Linked DNA regions of Homo sapiens: region 2 is linked to region 1. The links are chromatin loops, found by intact Hi-C in ENCODE. Cell type or tissue: psoas muscle. All regions are shown on one strand. Each heading gives the region's core, and the rest is flanking DNA. Links, peaks and the distances in the headings are about the cores only.

Region 1 (8,339 bases), core at 103-8,102:
CATCCTGTCTTGTATTGCAATTATTTTTTTATGTGTTTCTTTCTTTCCTGGCCTATGAATTTATATCTTATTCACTACCCTTTCAGGGTGCGGAGCTCAGTGCTTGGCATATTCTTGCTGTTCGGTAGTAGGCAGCCACTAAGTTGTTGAATTGAACTCTTCTGTGTGCTTGAGTTGGAATATTCTGAGGCTAAGATCCCCTCAGTCCTTAGAGGTCAGCCCTTTGTATCACAGGCGGAGTTCAGCAAGAAACAAGTGTTTAAAATTCATTTTCTCATAAGTTAGAACTTCTGACCAAGACTTCATTTTAGAAACGTATCACAGAAATGCTGAGAATTAAAGCATTTCTTTGCATCTATAGAAGATGGTGACTCAGTTGTTACACTACCTTTTGTTGTTGTGGCCCCAGGATCTCAGACAATGCATTCTTACCTCAGATGGGGACATAGGAATGGTTTTGGCAATTTCTGTCATCTGCCTGGAAAATGGGTATTTTTGGTTATTTTCCTATGAAGGAAAGAATTCACCACTTCCCCCACTATAAGATATTTAGATTTGAGTTTAATTTTTCTATAATTATAAATCACATTCCTGGATTTTGTTGATAAAGTTTTATTTAATGTATCCAAGTCTGGTGACTAACATGGCAAAGTAATATAGCAAATATTTGAAGTCAGAAGGCTGACTCTAGGCTTTGAGCAAGTCAATTACCCTCTCCAAGGGTCAGTTTCACTGGTAGAATTGGGATAGTGATGCACCCACCTTACAGGATTGTCAGATGAATTACGTGAGGTGGTTGGGAATGGACTTTTTGGTCTGCCAGGTGGGCTGTAGAGGAATTCTCGCTCTGGAGATGAGGAGGTTAGGGGCCTGGGATGGACAATTGAAAAGGTCCTTCCCAGCACTGCTATTTGTAGATTTATCATTTGTCTCCCACATTTTCTCTTTGGTTGGACTAAGATTAAATTTCATGTGTTTGTTGCATATGTGCATATATCTGTCATCCTGTCTAAGACTCAACCTTTTTTGGCACCATGGGTCTGTTTGGTACTCTGGTGAAGGTGATCAGTCCTTTCACAGAATACTGTTTTTAAATACATAAATACATAAAATAAAACATTAGGCTGAACAAGAATAATTATATTGAAATATAGTTCTATATATAGATCTACTGGGGACTCATGGACTACAGTTAAAAATGTTGGGTGTCTCTGCCAGGCGTGGTGGCTCATGCCTGTAATCCCAGCACTTTGGGAGGCCAAGGTGGGAGGATCACGAAGTCAAGAGATTGAGACCATCCTGGCCAACGTGGTGAAACCGTATCTCTAGTGAAAATACAAAAATCAGCTGGGTGTGGTGGTGCATGCCTGTAGTCCCAGCTACTTGGGAGGCTGAGGCAGGAGAATCGCTTGAACCTGGGAGGCGGAGGTTGCAGTGAGCTGAGATTGCGCTACTGCACTCCAGCCTGGTGACAGAGTGAGACTCTGTCTCAAAAAAAAAAAAAAAAAAAAAAAAAGTTGGGTGTCTCAAAAATTTAAAATCCAGAATGGAACTTAAGAGTCACAAATTTCTTCATTCTCACTTTACAGATGAAAGAAGATGTGATTCCCAAAGACAGTTCCCTCAACTTGGTTCAGAATCAAATAGGGAGTTTTATTCGGTGGGTATGCACAAGAACACGATAGTTCCATTGACAATCTTTCCAGCCACAAATTTTTGGAATTATTTGTGCCTTGGCTCTTGTTTCTAGCTCAAGACACTGTAGACTTGCTGGATTGAATGCTATTTGGAGAGATTTACCAGTTGATCATTTCAACCCAAAACGGAGATCACAAATGGAGACTTCCTAAATATTCAGTACACCCCTCCAAAGTGCACTCGCTCCATCAAGGTTATCCTAGTATTAATTATTCATAGGCAGAGCACTGACAAATTCTAATTGCAAATAAGTGCAATTGCTGTTGATTGCATAATTTATGATTCCATTTGTTAAACTAAGACAATGGGAGTTGATGAAAGGCATTAAGTGGCCCCAAATTAAAGGTAAATTGGGTTCAAAGGCTTGTCTTTCTGTGAATGTAGCTTGAAGTTGTCTGCTTTCCTGAGACCCTCTCACACACTGGTGATTTATGTACCAGGTAAGCTGTGTTACATCAAATCTTGTGTCTGGCTGGAGATGCTTCAGTCTGGGCTTCCTGGAGATCTGCACTGCAGCCTGTGGTGAGATGGCCTCTTGCCTCAGTGAGGCTCTGCCATCTTTCTCTGAAGCTCAGGGCCTGGCCTCTGTGGCTTGGCTTCAAGACAGCCTGATTGCATAACTTTGTCTGCATTGCTCTGACACTTTGCTGAGGGGACTTTGGACAAGATGGCAAAATTGGCACTGGAGTTCATTGGAAATGATTTCCTTGAAAATGAGGCAAATGCTTTTCTTTCCATGTGACAGACACTCCCACGGATCAGCATCTCACAGAGGTTAAGTGCAATCTCTGCAATTGCTCACTGCTCTTCCTAAGAATAATACAAGACAAAGACTGTACTGAAGATGGAATCTTTTGCATAGTAAATCTCAAGATAAGTCTGTTAAATAAAAGGTGGTTTGAAAGGAGATTATTTATGGGGTGTGCAAGGAGGAATTTGATATTCAAGTTGTACATTGTGAGAATTCATTGCAAGAGGTCTGACTTCCCTTTCTTTGAATATATAGAGCTGGTATTAAGAAACATTTGGACTTTGAATCTTACAGATTTGTTCTCTAAAGATTAAATTTCATATATGCACAAAAGAAGAGCCCCAAAACAATGGACTTTGATATAACTGCATTTATACCATGTACTGTGATTAATTAATGAGGAAGTGATGGGCTCATTAACTTCTGATTATGTGTCTTGTGCTGCAGTGGGACAAACCATTGACCCAGACTGGTGACCGTCTTGATAACATCAGTAAGATGGCCTTTGCCATTAAAATTCTGGAACTAATGAGTACAGAAAAATGGAAGTTTACTCTGCTTAACAAATAAAACGTTGTTTATTGGTTCACTGGAGTCAAAGGGATCAGTAGATAAGTCCTATTCTTGTATGAAAATGGTGAAAAGTTGAAGTTGGGCAGAGCCTAAGATGCAGTGAGTACAACATAGAAGGGAAGGCTGGAGAATTATGCAAAATTTGGAGGGTTATGGATGACATGCTTGGACTTGATCCTGTAGTTAATAGTTATTCATATGGTACTTTTAGGCAGGAAAATTATAGCATTAAATTTCTGTTTCAGAAATATCCCTCTGGATGCTTATGCAGAGAATTGATCGGAGAGAGCGAGCTTGGAGGCAGAAAAGCCATTCGGGAGTTGAGGCCACAGTCTAGGAGAGAGATAATGCTATCCAGCCCGTGGAAGTGGCAGTGGGTATGGGGGATGGAGAGGAAGAGACAGATGGAGAGGCATTTTCAGTGTCAAATTGACAGAATGGGTTGGACTGGCATGCCATGGCCATGTCTTAGAAACTTTAAATAACGTTTGTGGGAAAAATAAACCAGAGCTTGTCCCTTATACAGAGGCCAGGGCTGGAATCCCAGAGGAGATAGAATATGGCTCAAGGGACAGCTACCAATGGAGTGGGAAGTCCTGATATTCTGAGGCTGGGTTGTAGCCCTCTGTCACCACAAAGGAGACCAAGAAGGGGAAGTGATTCACTCAAGGTCACTTGGCAAGTTAATTACACTCTTGGCTAAGCCTTCTGAGCAGAATGGGAGCTGCTTCCAAGAAGTGCAGATGCTCAGTGGTCTGGTGGCTGCCTCTTCTGGATTCCTGGTTTGAGCTCTCACAAGAGCTCTCCTTGCCCTCCCTGGACTGGGCCCTTATCCTGGGCTCACTGCTCTATCTTTCAAACAACTCTGCCTTTTACCTGCAGTTTTGGGGTGGCCCAGGCGATGGGGTGGAGCTGAGGAGGTAATCCTGCCTGGGAGTGAATGCCACTGTGTGTGTGCACGTCCATGTGTCTCTGGAATGCTGACAGCACTGGGTTGTCTCTTGCCTGAGCATCACTTGACCATCCTGCTTTAAACCGGAGGAGAAATTCTATCAAATGCAAGCCCACTCAGAGCTTGTTTCCTTCTTTATCCTAAATAATTTCAAAGTGCTTCAAGCAGTTTTATAAAAGCAAAAAGCAAGCAGCTGATTTCATTTGGCGACACAGAGGGCTAAATTAGGTCATATTATGTTAGGTCATTCCCAGGGCTAATTAACTGATTGTCCTCATGGTGGCCCAAGGAGTCAGCTGTGCTTGCAGCTGTGCCTAACATAGACCTACTCTGTTAACGCATTCTGGTTTTGCTTTCTGAGGTTTCAGTTACCCATGGTCAATGGCAGTCTGAAAATTTTAAGTGGAAAATTCCAGAAATAAACGATTCATAAGTTTTAAATTGTCTGCCATTGTGAATAGCATGATGAAATCTCATGTAATCCTGCTCTGTCTTGCCGGGGACATGAATCCTCTCTTTGTCCAGTGTCTCCATGCTCTCTACCCTCCCCACCTGTCACTTTGTAGCCCTCTAGGTTGTCAGATCAGCTGTCACAGTATGGCAATGCTTGTGTTCAAGTTACCTTTATTTTATTTAATAATGGCCCAAGGTGCAAAAGCAGTGATGCTGGCAATTTGAATATGCCAAAGAGAAGCCATAAAGTGCTTTCTTTAAGTGAAAGGTGAAAGTTCTCAACTTAATAAAGAAACAAAATCATATGCTGAGGTTGTGAAGAACTGCAGTGAGAACAAATCTATTTGAGAAATTGTGAAGATGGAAAAAGAAATTTGTACATAGTATATATAGGATCTCATACTCTATGTGGTTTCAGATATCCACCGGGGGTCTTGACACATATCCCCCATGAATAAGGGGGGACTACTGTACTCACAGTCTAATGATTTGTTCACAGGGGATTTACATCATTTGATCATCTCAAAAGCCTTGTGTGACAGGTGAGATTATGAACTGTTTCATAACGGAGGAAACTATGGCTCAAGATTAAGTCATGTGCCTCAGGGCACATTCCAGCCACTCCCTGCCCCCAGACTGCCAGGCCTCTCTGAGACTATTAAATCCTCCCTTGGCACTCCACCAACCTATCTCTCTGTGAACTGAGCATTCGATGCTGCTAACATGCCCTCCTCAAAACATTCCACCCCTGTGACTTTCATGACACTGTACCACCCCCTCTGTGCAGTTCAAGGGGGACACTGGATAAGATGATTTTCTCAAAAAGTCCTCAGAACGTCTTCACCTTCTCTGGCTTCATTATCTTGGTGTAGGACGCTACCACCGCCACCACCGCCTTCCCGTTCTCTTCTTCCTCATCCAACATTTCTGGAAACTGGACCAGTGCTCCTTCCAAGTCCTTCTGTATCCGGGCTTATCACTGTAATGGATTAGTCAGGGTGAATAGGGGTTTGGTGCTGGGGTTCTCAACACCGAAAGTAATTCTGGCTACACTGGAATGCATTTTTTTATTAGTCAGTACACAAATGTATACATAGTCCATTTGTTTCCCAAATTAAAATATTTCACAGTGTTTAGAAACAGAAAGTGAACATCAGAATTCTGTGAGGGTATATTTATGGAAGGATGGATTTTTGCAAGAAACATTTGATATGCTGTACTATATTACCTGCTTTAGCTGCCATAACCAAGAACCACAGACTGGGTGGCTTAACAAACAGAAATGTATTTCCTTATAGTTCTGGAGGCTTGAAATCCAAGCTCACGGTGCTGGTGAGTTGGCTTCTCCTGGGCCACTCTCCTTGGCTTTGGATGTCCCCAGCCTTCCCCTGTGTCTTCATATGCTCTTCCCTCTGTGTGTGTCTGTGTCCTAGCCTCCTCTTCTGATGAGGGCACGAGAACCCAACCTGATGTTTTCATTTTAACTTAATTACCTTCTTAAAGACCTTAAACAACTCTGCTTTTTACCTGCAGTTTTGGGGTGGCCCAGACGATGGGGTATGCAGGTATGTTTTAAAGACCTTATCTCCACATAGTCACATTCTGAAGTATTGGGGGTTAGGATTTTAATAAGTGGAATTTGGGGGACACAGTTCAGCTCACAACATATATAGTGTATCTTTTCCAGATAAAAGCAAACACTGTAAAAATATAAATATAGATTAAAAGATACAAGCACAATATTTTTCTGGATTTGCTCTTCTGGGTACTATAGATTGCTTAGCATAACAATCATTTTTATACATTTTTCTTTCAAAAGTTATTATTCTCAAACAGCGGGGAAGGGGTGGAACCTGGAAAAGGTGTTGATTAGGTGGGATGATGGGTCTCACCTGACACATGAAGCCAGGGCTGATGGGCTGATGTGGTGGGTGCTGTATCCAATGGCCTCCTAGAAGAACAGGTGTGCCTGCTGCAGCAGCCTGGCCTCAGGTGGGGCTCTTCTCAGTGTCCCACTGGTTCTGGGCCCTGGGCACATGGGCCTGCAGAGATTAAATGGGGACTGCTGGAGCTCACGTTTCCCGTTGGCTGGGTCCTGTGCTTGGCTGTAGGAGACTCAGGCAGGAATCCACTTGATCCTGACCCTCGGGGCTCACAATACAATGGTAGAGACTTATCTGTCTGAGAAGATAAGAAGTGAGAAGTGAGAAATGAGTTCAAGACCATGCTGTGGGAGCTCGATGAAGGTAGGAGCCAGTTTTACTAGAGGCTGACCCCCTTGCCTGCTCTGACACACAAGCTAGGAAAGCTATGAAAGTTCAGAGGTCACTCCCTCTGAACAAGGCACTGACTCTACCCTTACTGAATTTTACTAATCACCTGTGATTAATGTGGACATCTTTCTGTTTCATAAATAAGAAAGCTGAAGCTGAGAGGATTTTAAATTTTCTTATGTCACACACCTGGATAGTGGCAGGTCATCTACTCAAAAGGTGTTTCTGTTTAAAAAAAAAAAAATTCCACTTGTATTTAACTGTGAGAGGTGTTCATAAACCATAGCTTTGCACACAAGTGTAGACCCACAATCCAGATACAAAGAGAGGATGTGTGATAGGAACACCGGAAGAATCATTCTGTCTCTGCTCCAGTCAGAGACCCAGAAGCGCTGGGTGTTTCAGCTCTCTCCAGCCAGTGGTGGTGACTCCTCAGGTAAACTGGAAAGTCCTGAATTCCATAGGTGGCTCAGACAATCTGCTTACTTGAGTGAGAGTGAGGCACAGTGGCCATTTGCCGAGGCGTGCCACCCTCACTCCAGGAAGGGGCAACTTTTCCTTGTGTCAGCTGCTTCCTGGGTATCTGGATATGAAAGAACCACAGGATCCTCGGATCTCAGGTAGGGGCGCTGCCTCTTTAGTTTCTATTAGAGGTCATTGCGATGAAAAGGCCAAGAGCTTTGAAGTCAGATGGATCTTTTTCCGTGTTCTAGTTCGACTATTTTCTAGCTGTGTGAGCTTGGTCAGGTTCCTCATCTTCTTTGACTCTGTTTTCTGATGTGGAAAATGTGGCTCTTAGAAAGATTTTAAAGTAACACATAAAAATCCCAATAACATTATAATGACTACTATTCGTGTTATTATCTGAGAGATGGAGGGAGTCACTTATCTCAAACCCTCAATTTTCACATGCAGAAATTAAGGCTCATAGAAATTGTGTGCCTTCTCTATTTTTTTTTTTTTTTGAGACTTTTGCTCTGTCGCCCAGGCTGGAGTGCAGTGGTGCAATCTCTGCTCACTGCAACCTCCACCTCCTGGGTTCAAGTGATTCTCCTGCCTCAGCCTCCTGAGTAGCTGGGACTACAAGCATGCACCACCACGCCCAGCTTTTTTTTTTTTATTTTTAGTAGAGACGGGATTTCACCATGTTGGCCAGGATGGTCTTGATATCTTGACATAGTGGTCTGCCTGCCTTGGCCTCCCAAAGTACTGGGATTATGGACATGAGCCACCACGCCTTGTCAATTGTGTGCATTTTTTAAAGTCACGGGTAAGACTCAGAAGGGCTGGGACTTAGGAAAACAAAGTGTTTTTATGTTTCTTTTTGTAAAATCTTGCAATCATGTACTGGGATCTCAAACTTCTACCATGGCCCTTGCTAAGAATGTCTTTTTTCCAGCACATCTGGCCCCCTTTGGTCTTCTCCTCTCTGGGCCCCACCGATCTCCCTGCTCTATTTTCTCACCACCTTCTCCATCTCTCATGCCCACCCCATTGCTTGGTCCAGGGAGGTTCCTCTAAATTTTTAAGGATGGTGGAGGCAGAGAGTCATGTTCCTTATCACAATGTTTCTGCCACATTTTGCCTTGCCTGAAGGCCTCTTAGGCTTTTGGAAAGCAAAGTCGAGTCCTTTTCTGGT
Region 2 (8,339 bases), core at 275-8,274, 50 kb after region 1:
TTGTCTTTTTCTCCTGGAAAGGAAAGATAGTGATATTGCCTCTAACTCTGTCTTCTGGCAGAGCTGACTGTAGCCCCTACTCTAGAGACTGGGAAATTCGATAGGCTATAAATACTACTACCTCCCTGTAATCCCCGGTTCAAGCCACCATTCTTTTTCCAGGACAACCGCCTCCTACCTGATCTTCATGCTTACACTCCTGCTTCTTACAGTCTTATTCCCACTCAGAAGCCAGAAAGCACTCTTTTAGAATGCAAAGAAGAATATGTCACTGACCTCAAAACCTTCTAAATCTTTCTCTCCCAAATTCCAAAATTCTGAATGCAGCTGCTCAGAGCCACATGACCTGCCCCCTGGCTACCTCTTCATTGTCATGTCCTGCTATTCTTTTTGTTCACATTTCCCAGCCGTACCCACCTCATTTGCTGTTTTGAGAATATGATGAGCATGCTTTGTACAAGCTGTTCTCTCTTGCCCCAGATAGCTTCATGGCTTAATCCATCACAGCATCTGAGTCTCTTCAAATGCCCTTTCATCAGAAAGACCCCCCTGTTATGAATTGAATTGGGCCCTCCCACTTCATATGTTGAAGCTCTAACCCCCAGCATTTTGGAATGTGACTGTATTTGGATATAGGGTCTTTAAAGCGGTGATGAAGTTAAAATGAAGCTGCTATATATATGTGTGTCAAAACATCACACCGTACAGCAAAAATATGTATAATTATTATGTGTCAATTAAAAACAAAATAAAACTTAACAAATGAGTTTATTAGTGTGGACCCTAATATGATCTGACTGTTGCCTTTAGAAGGAGGAGAAATTTGACACACACAGATGCCAGGGATGCAAGCACATTGAGAAAAGGCCACATGAGGACACCACGACAAGCTGGCAATCTGTAAGCCAAGGAGAGGCCTTAGAATAAACCTTTGATGTTGGACTTCCAGCCTCTTAAAAACTGTGAGAAAATAAATTTCTGTTGCTTAAACCACTCAGTCTGTGGTGTTTTGTGATGGCAGTCCTAGCAGACTAATATGTGCCCCTCGACCACTCAATCAATAGTATGCCTCTATTCCCCTAAGCCAACTTTATTTTCATTCATAGTACCTATAGTTTGACATTATATATTTTCCTTTTCATTTATTTTCTGTCTCACCTACTTACACATAAGCCCCATGAAGACAGGGACTTCACTATGTTTCCTGTTATAAAGCCCAAGACAGTGCCTGGCACATAGCAGGTGCTCAATAGATATTCATTAATAAATAAATGAATGGACTAGGTTGTTAAGATTTATTACCTCCCTGGTCTTTCTCCACCTGTCTATATTCTATCTCTATGAAGCCTTCTTTGACGCCTGTGCCCTTCCTGATTTTTCTGACACCCTCTACTCCCAGGTCTTCCCTGACAGCACCGACACTCAACTTACCCTCCTGGCCCCTGGTCACTCATCGCTTCTTTAATGCTCTGACATGCTGCTTTGTCTTCTGTTTACTATTTTTCTCCAGCAAAGGGAAGTTTCTCTGAAAAGGAGTTTTGTGTTTGGTTTTAAGTGCTATGCATCTCTACTTTTGGCTAATGCGTGTACTTTCAGCATTTCCCTAGCACCTGAATTGCATAGTTGGCCTGGTCTTTATTTTGCTGAGTGATCCTGAAGTAAGTGTCCTCAGACACATTCAACTAATATTTGTTCAGCCCAAGTAGACACAAAAAAGGTACAAAGAAAACACTAATCAATAACTTTGCCTTGCTCTGCTGAAAGCTTGCCATTTTGATGCTCTAAAGACTGTGTTCCATCTAATGGCTGAGAGGTGATGCCACAGTCAGAATTGGGTCCATCTGCAGGACTTGCCAGATTAAGACAATGTGGATGACTGGGTTATTACTTATAATAGAAGCTTGGGCAGGAACCAAGTATTTGTGCAAATTCTCAGACTAGCGTTCAAGGCCCTCCCGACACTGCTTTAATGTCTCATTTCCCACTCTCCCATGTGAAGCTTTTGTTTCACTCCCAACAGAATGCTTTGTTTCCTGGGCACACCCTTGACTTTCCTGCTTTCCAGTCTCTGATTTCTTTCTCCCTGGTTATGAGATAAGCAGCTGAGGAAAGATAGATATTACCTTTTCTTTGATTATAAATTGTACTTTCCCCACCCTTCATTTCCATTTATACAATACTACCTATCCTTCAAGTTCATTCTCAGCTAGCAGCGAAAAGTAGCTAACAGTTATTGAGTAGTTACCATGTGCCAGGAGCTATCTTTAGTTTTTGACATGGAATAACTCATTTGATGACTATAAACATGCTACACAATAGGAACTACAATTATCTTCATTTTATAGACAAGGGAACAGAAACAGAGATGCCATCTCCAATTCTACAGGAAACCTCTCCTGATCACTGCTATGTGATGTGATTGCTTCCGTCACTGAGCCTCAGTGGCACATGCTCTTTCCCTCATGTCATTTAGCTTATATGTTCTTTTAGAATAGTTCTGGGTATACTTGTCTGACTCATGCTGCTGGTCTATGCACTCCATAAAAGGGGAAACCATGTCTTAATATCTTTTTTTATTCATCAACTGCTTCTTGCTGAACATAAGCACATAAGAACTGTATCCTGCAAGATTGATTTCTTGGCACTGGAAGCCCTAGGTTGGTAAGAAAGTTTCCAGGACTCAGACCTTGATGCAAAGGAGTACAAAAGTAATTCCAAATAAGTTTTTTGGATGTGATTTCTGGAGGATGGGGGTTTTGGCATGCATTGGCCCAGTACAAGGGCTCTTAAGAACAGACCCAGCCAGCAGCTCAAGTGCTGTAAACTCCCAGAGACCAGAGATCAGGCCTTTGCCATTATTCCTCTTTGATGATGGGGGAGGTTTGGAATAGTTTTTAGAAATTCAGTGGACATGGAACTCATTCAGGAGAATTGGGCTCCTCCCATCTGCTGGGCACTAGGCTTGAGGTATAGATATGTCTTCGTATTATTTTATTTTGTCCCTCCAGTCTAAGTAGGCCAGGAATAATCTGAGTTCTATTCATCTTTTCAGATCAGTTTTCCTCTCTAGGAAGTTTCTTCTTTCCTCATCTCATCTTCTGATCTTATCCGACACTAGCATGTGTGCCATTCACAGGGCATGAAGTGCAGATGACCCTGTGTGACATTTCACTTTCCATGGGTGTGTACCCATGGAAATACATTAAAAGGGAAAACCATGTCCATACATTTTATCTCTTGAACACTGCTAAAAAGTCCCAAAGACCAGAGATGGAACCTTATACATCCTTCAAGTTCCATGTTTGGGTGCATAGCCTAGACAGATAGCTTTGTGGTGGGTCCACTAATCATTCCCCATATGCTTATCGGCATTAGAATAGGTACTATGGGATCAGATGATTGAACAGGTAATCAAGGAAGCCAGGGTTCACCACAAGCATATTGATGACAAAGAGAATTTCATGAAAGGCTTTTGGAGAGTCTAATATTATATATTAATGGACGCTATGAAAATCGTCCATAAATTATAGACAGAGGCTTTAGAAATGTTAATTAACTCACTCAAGTTGCCCAACTAAAAAATTGCAGAGCCAAGGTTTGAACTCGGGTCTTTTGAAACTGTCTTTGCTTTTCATACTTACTATACTTACATCTTAAAGGACTGTGGAACTAACAACCATTCCTAAACTCACTGACAGGGGTAGTTAAGTTGAACATTTCCAGAGCTCTGTACTCTAGTCTTTTTTTTTTTTTTTTTTTTGAGACAGTGTCTTGCTCTGTCGCCCAGGCTGGAGTGCAGTGGCACGATCTCGGCTCACTGCAAGCTCCGCCTCCCGGGTTCACGCCATTCTCCTGCCTCAGCCTCCTGAGCCGCTGGGACTACAGGGGCCGCCACCACGCCCGGCTATTTTTTTTTTTTTTTTTTTTTTTTTGTATTTTTAGTAGAGATGGGGTTTCACCGTGTTAGCCAGGATGGTCTCGATCTCCTGACCTCTTGATCTGCCTGCCTCAGCCTCCCAAAGTGCTGGGATTACAGGCGTGAGCCACCACGCCCGGCCCTGTCTGCTATTCTTAACAGCTCTTTCCACAGAATTTATTTGAGTCAAGTTTCCATTTTCTTCAGTCACTGGCTTTATCAATGTGCAAAGCCATTTAAAATTAATTAAATTGATTCTTATCTGCAAACTGGTGCTGGATAATGCTTTTGTAGTTGCCAAAGGAGCTTTCCCAAAGGCACGTTAATGATATATTAGTTTTCCACTGTCTTTTTCTTTTTGTTGGTTCCATATTCTAGGCCTTCCACTCCCCAGAATAATAAGTGTGGCTGTTATTATTACACGCAAGGTAGCAAAATGTTCCATCCTCCCAGAGAGATAGAATCCCCATTAGGCTATGGTAACAATGGTCCAGGCTTTGCCCTTTGTCTGAGAGCTTCTCTCAGATAATGACGGGAACTTGTTCTTGGATGTGCTGAAGTCATTGTCAGACATTATGGCTATTGAGACACTATCTTCCATAGTGGCTGATGGGAGCCTGGGTTATTGCCATTATGCTAAATGAAAAGGAAATGACAAATCCCGAAAAGTCCATGAACACAATTTTATTTTGTTCCAAAGTGCCTTTGTATCATTATGTGAAATAATGAACCCTATTGTATGCCTTAGCTTAAAACCTTTCTTTGTTGTAAGCATCCTCAGGGGCATTACAGAGCTGTTTTGGTGTTCCTGGACCATGCGTCACTTGTTTAATTTTTTCATCTATAAAATGACACTGGGGCCTTTATGACATGGGGGTAAAAAATATGATGAGAAGATATATCAAAGCATGGTGACTTGAAGACTTTCCTATTCATACCCAAAATACTAGCAAGCCCCAACTTTAAAAGCATTCCTTTGAGGCGTTCTGGAGACACAAACAGTGCAGCAGAGTGCAGCTGGAGATGTACTATATTAGCACAGAGAAGTCATACCTGACTCACATTACCTAGCAAAGGAGTGGAGAAAGAAAGAGAACTTGGGCTTCCCCGCTAGTTAACAGCTACTTCTTTATCATCATGGAGTTAAGCTCATTAAATGAGGGAGCTGTAGATTCCCACTCCAATGTGCTTCCTTATTCTACTAAATCACTGTTGGACTTTCTTGAACCCAACAGTGAAGTGAGCTTTTGCAGAAAAAAGCAGAGGTGGCTTGATGAATTCCTGTCTGAATTCAGAGAGAAGTCCTTCTGGAAGGGTCAGGAGCTGAGCCTAGAAACAGGCAGGCAGCTTCATCCCCACCATCAGCACTTCACTTCAGACAGTTGGCAATTGGCTTGGAATGACCCCCTGACTTTTTTTGTTGGCCTGGCCATGGGGCTGGTGTGCAGTGTAGCCTGGGTATTGGCATATAAAGTATTATTAATTCTAATTCTTCTGTCAGCAATCTGTGAGACTTCCTCAATCTATCCCCTATTGGACTAGGAAATATCCAAGGCCTCTTCCATCACTAAAATGTTGTGATATTTTGACAAGACTATTTTGTGACAGCATGAACGAACTGATCTTCAACATTTTATAACATCTCCTTATTGGTGAACACCATTAAGTTTCCCATCTGCAACATAAAAAATATCAGAGGAAATTCATAAGTTCCTACCCTTCAGTCCTCTCTCCCTCCCTTCTTAGCACCCTCTCCTCTTCCTTGTTTTGTTTTACAAATACTCTTTAGTTTTGATATACCTTTTTTTAGCTAACGCAAACTATAAAATGTAACTTTCTCAAACTTTATTTTTGTTTCTCCTCACTCTTTCTTTCTACTTCACAGAGCACTTGGAACCAGCTGTAAAGGGAGACCCTATAATATCTTTCCATCAAATTCGAAACCCATCTGCATTTGTTCCATCATTCCCACAGCATTCCTGTTACAACAGAAGTGTTTCTTCTACTTCCTAAGATCAATACCTGCACCGCTGTTCTGTAGCCCAAACCCTGACATTTCGGGAAAATCCACCCTTAGATTGTCTCCTATATATCCAGCTTTTCCTTCTTTAGTTGAACGTTTCAACATATCCTTGCTTTTCCCGTTGTAACACAAAACAATAGTCCTTAAGACAACCTTTCCCATGAGCCCACTTTGCCAGTCTGTGAGCACACAATCTCTCTTTTCTCATTCACAGACACTTCCTATAAATAATTACCTACACTCATTGCTCCCATTTTCTTATTCTCACCCTGCATGCCATGCCAATCTGCCTTCCACTCCCACCACTAACCTGAGCCTTCTTTTGCTAAGTTACCATGGACATCTGTACTCTTCGGAGGATAGGTGCCATTGGGAAGTTACTTTTACTAAATCCACATATTGACTTGGATTTTTATGCACCAATTTCTGCCTTTCTTTTACAGTGGAAGAGGTGATCTTGATTCTATTTAAGACCTCCTCACTCAAGCCCTGGGTTCCATCACCTCTTTGAATATATAACTCTTGGAATTATCTCCTCTTCACTGGACCATTTCCATTTGCATAACCTTCATGCATTAAAAATGAGCCCTCTTAAGCCTGAAAAACCTTAACCTTTTATATATCAAAACTACTCCAAAGAGTTCTCTATGCTCACTCTTCCCATTTTCTTTCTCCCTAGTATACTCTCAATTCTCTTCATTCATGCTTTTTATTCCTACCATTTCATTAAAATTGTACTTTTCAAGGTCATGAATGACCTGCGTCTTGCCAAAGCTAAAGCCAAGTGTGAATGCTACACTGTTCTCATTTTCCTCTAACTTAGCAGCAGTGGAGTGAACTGAACACTTGCTCTTTCTCCAGGCTTTTGTGATGACATATTTTCCTGGTTTTTCTTTACATCATTGGTCTTCCTTCTTGTCCTTTACTACTACCTCTTTATCTGACTCTTTCTCTCTGCATTAATTCTACTCTCATCCAGTCTCGTGAAAATAAACAATATCAATAAGATAAAAACAGTCAAATTTATATACACAAATGTGAGCTACAAGTCATACTCAGCTACACATTTGACTTAGATGTTTAACAAGATATCTTAAACTTAATAAGCGCAAAACTTATTTCTTGATCCACTCTCTCCCTCTTCTTCTGGTTATCCTCTGTCTTCATCAAAACAAATGATCCCACCATCTACTCAGTTGCTCCACCCTTATATCTACGAGTTATCCTTGATTCTTCTCTTTCCTTCTTATCCCACTGTATTACTTTGTTTTCTGTTGTTTATAGCAGAATACCTGAAACTGGGAAATTTATAAAGAAAAGGAATTTATTTCTACAGTTACAGAGGCTGAAAAGTTCAAGGTTGAGGAGTTGCATTTGGTGAGAGCCTCCTTGCTAGTAGGGGCTCTACCGAGTACTGAGGCAGTGCAGGGTATCACATGGTGAGGGGCTGAACGTGCTCACATGCTAGCTCAAGTCTCTCTTCTTTTTCTTATAAAGCAAACAGTTCCACTGTCATGATAACCCATTAATCCATTAACCATGAATAAATAAATTTATTCATCAGAGCCCTCACAATCCAGTCACTTCTTAAAAGCCCCACCTCTCAATAATGCCAGGTTGGGGATTAAGTTTCAATATGAGTTTCGGAGGGGACCTTCAAATCATAGGACCCAAGTTCAATCCATTAGTATTTAATTAGATATGTATTTCAAATTTGATAATTTCTTACCATTTCCATTGTTACAGCTTCTTTCCAAAAGCACAAAAGTCCCCAACTAGACTACTATACGAGCATCCTGATGCTGTTTCTGCTTCTGCTCTTGCCCTATATTATACATTCTTCATATATCATCTGGTGATCTTTTTAAATATAATTTTTAACATTATTTTTCTGCTTAAACTATTACAAAAGTTTCACTTTGCAGTGTAAATAAAATGTAAATTCCTTAATTTTGCCTCTCACAGTTTATTTGCATTTTATTCACAGGAACAGGTGATCTTTGTCTGCCCTTGGGTGCAAACTCCACAAATCCCATGGTTTTCTCCTGACTTGTGGTGGAAGTCACTGCAGTCACGCTCAGTCTTCATTCAGACATTGGATTGCCCAGGCCTATGTAATTATGAAAATTTAACATGACTTGATGTTCACTCTTCTCCCTTCTCCTACCTAGGACTTGCTTCAAGTCTGCAACCTGCATCAAGGAAGTGGCATTCGGTTCTTCTCAATTTCTCTACTTCATGCTTCCTTTCTCTCCTCCCTCCAATCTTAGGCAGCTTCTGACCCTTCTTCAGGGTGGTATTAGGGAGGGAGGGAGGAATGGTAAGGCAAAAGGAAAGCCTCTGAGATTGTCGGTTTCAAGATGTTTCTGTATCAGAAGATAAAGATTTTACAGGAAATTG

The links. A loop is a pair of places that touch in the nucleus more often than their neighbours do. Peaks named below come from ENCODE experiments on the same cell type or tissue, not always from the same donor. Only the 100,000 strongest peaks of a DNase experiment are listed, where the experiment ranks them.
Region 2: it touches region 1 in a loop (2.3-fold over the local background); 2 of 110 quality-filtered maps call a loop at or near these places.

What each region holds. Positions count from the first base shown.
Region 1 is chr2:18,043,050-18,051,388 of GRCh38, forward strand. No RefSeq gene overlaps it. Among named protein-coding and RNA genes, the nearest start is that of KCNS3, 170 kb to the left of the region's middle. RefSeq lists an enhancer at 4,396-5,595. In psoas muscle, for the core only: no CTCF peak of the experiment used is centred there; a DNase peak (open chromatin) is centred at 5,072; H3K4me3 peaks cover 649 bases; H3K27ac peaks cover 2,363 bases.
Region 2 is chr2:18,092,530-18,100,868 of GRCh38, forward strand. No RefSeq gene overlaps it. Among named protein-coding and RNA genes, the nearest start is that of KCNS3, 220 kb to the left of the region's middle. In psoas muscle, for the core only: no CTCF peak of the experiment used is centred there; no DNase peak of the experiment used is centred there.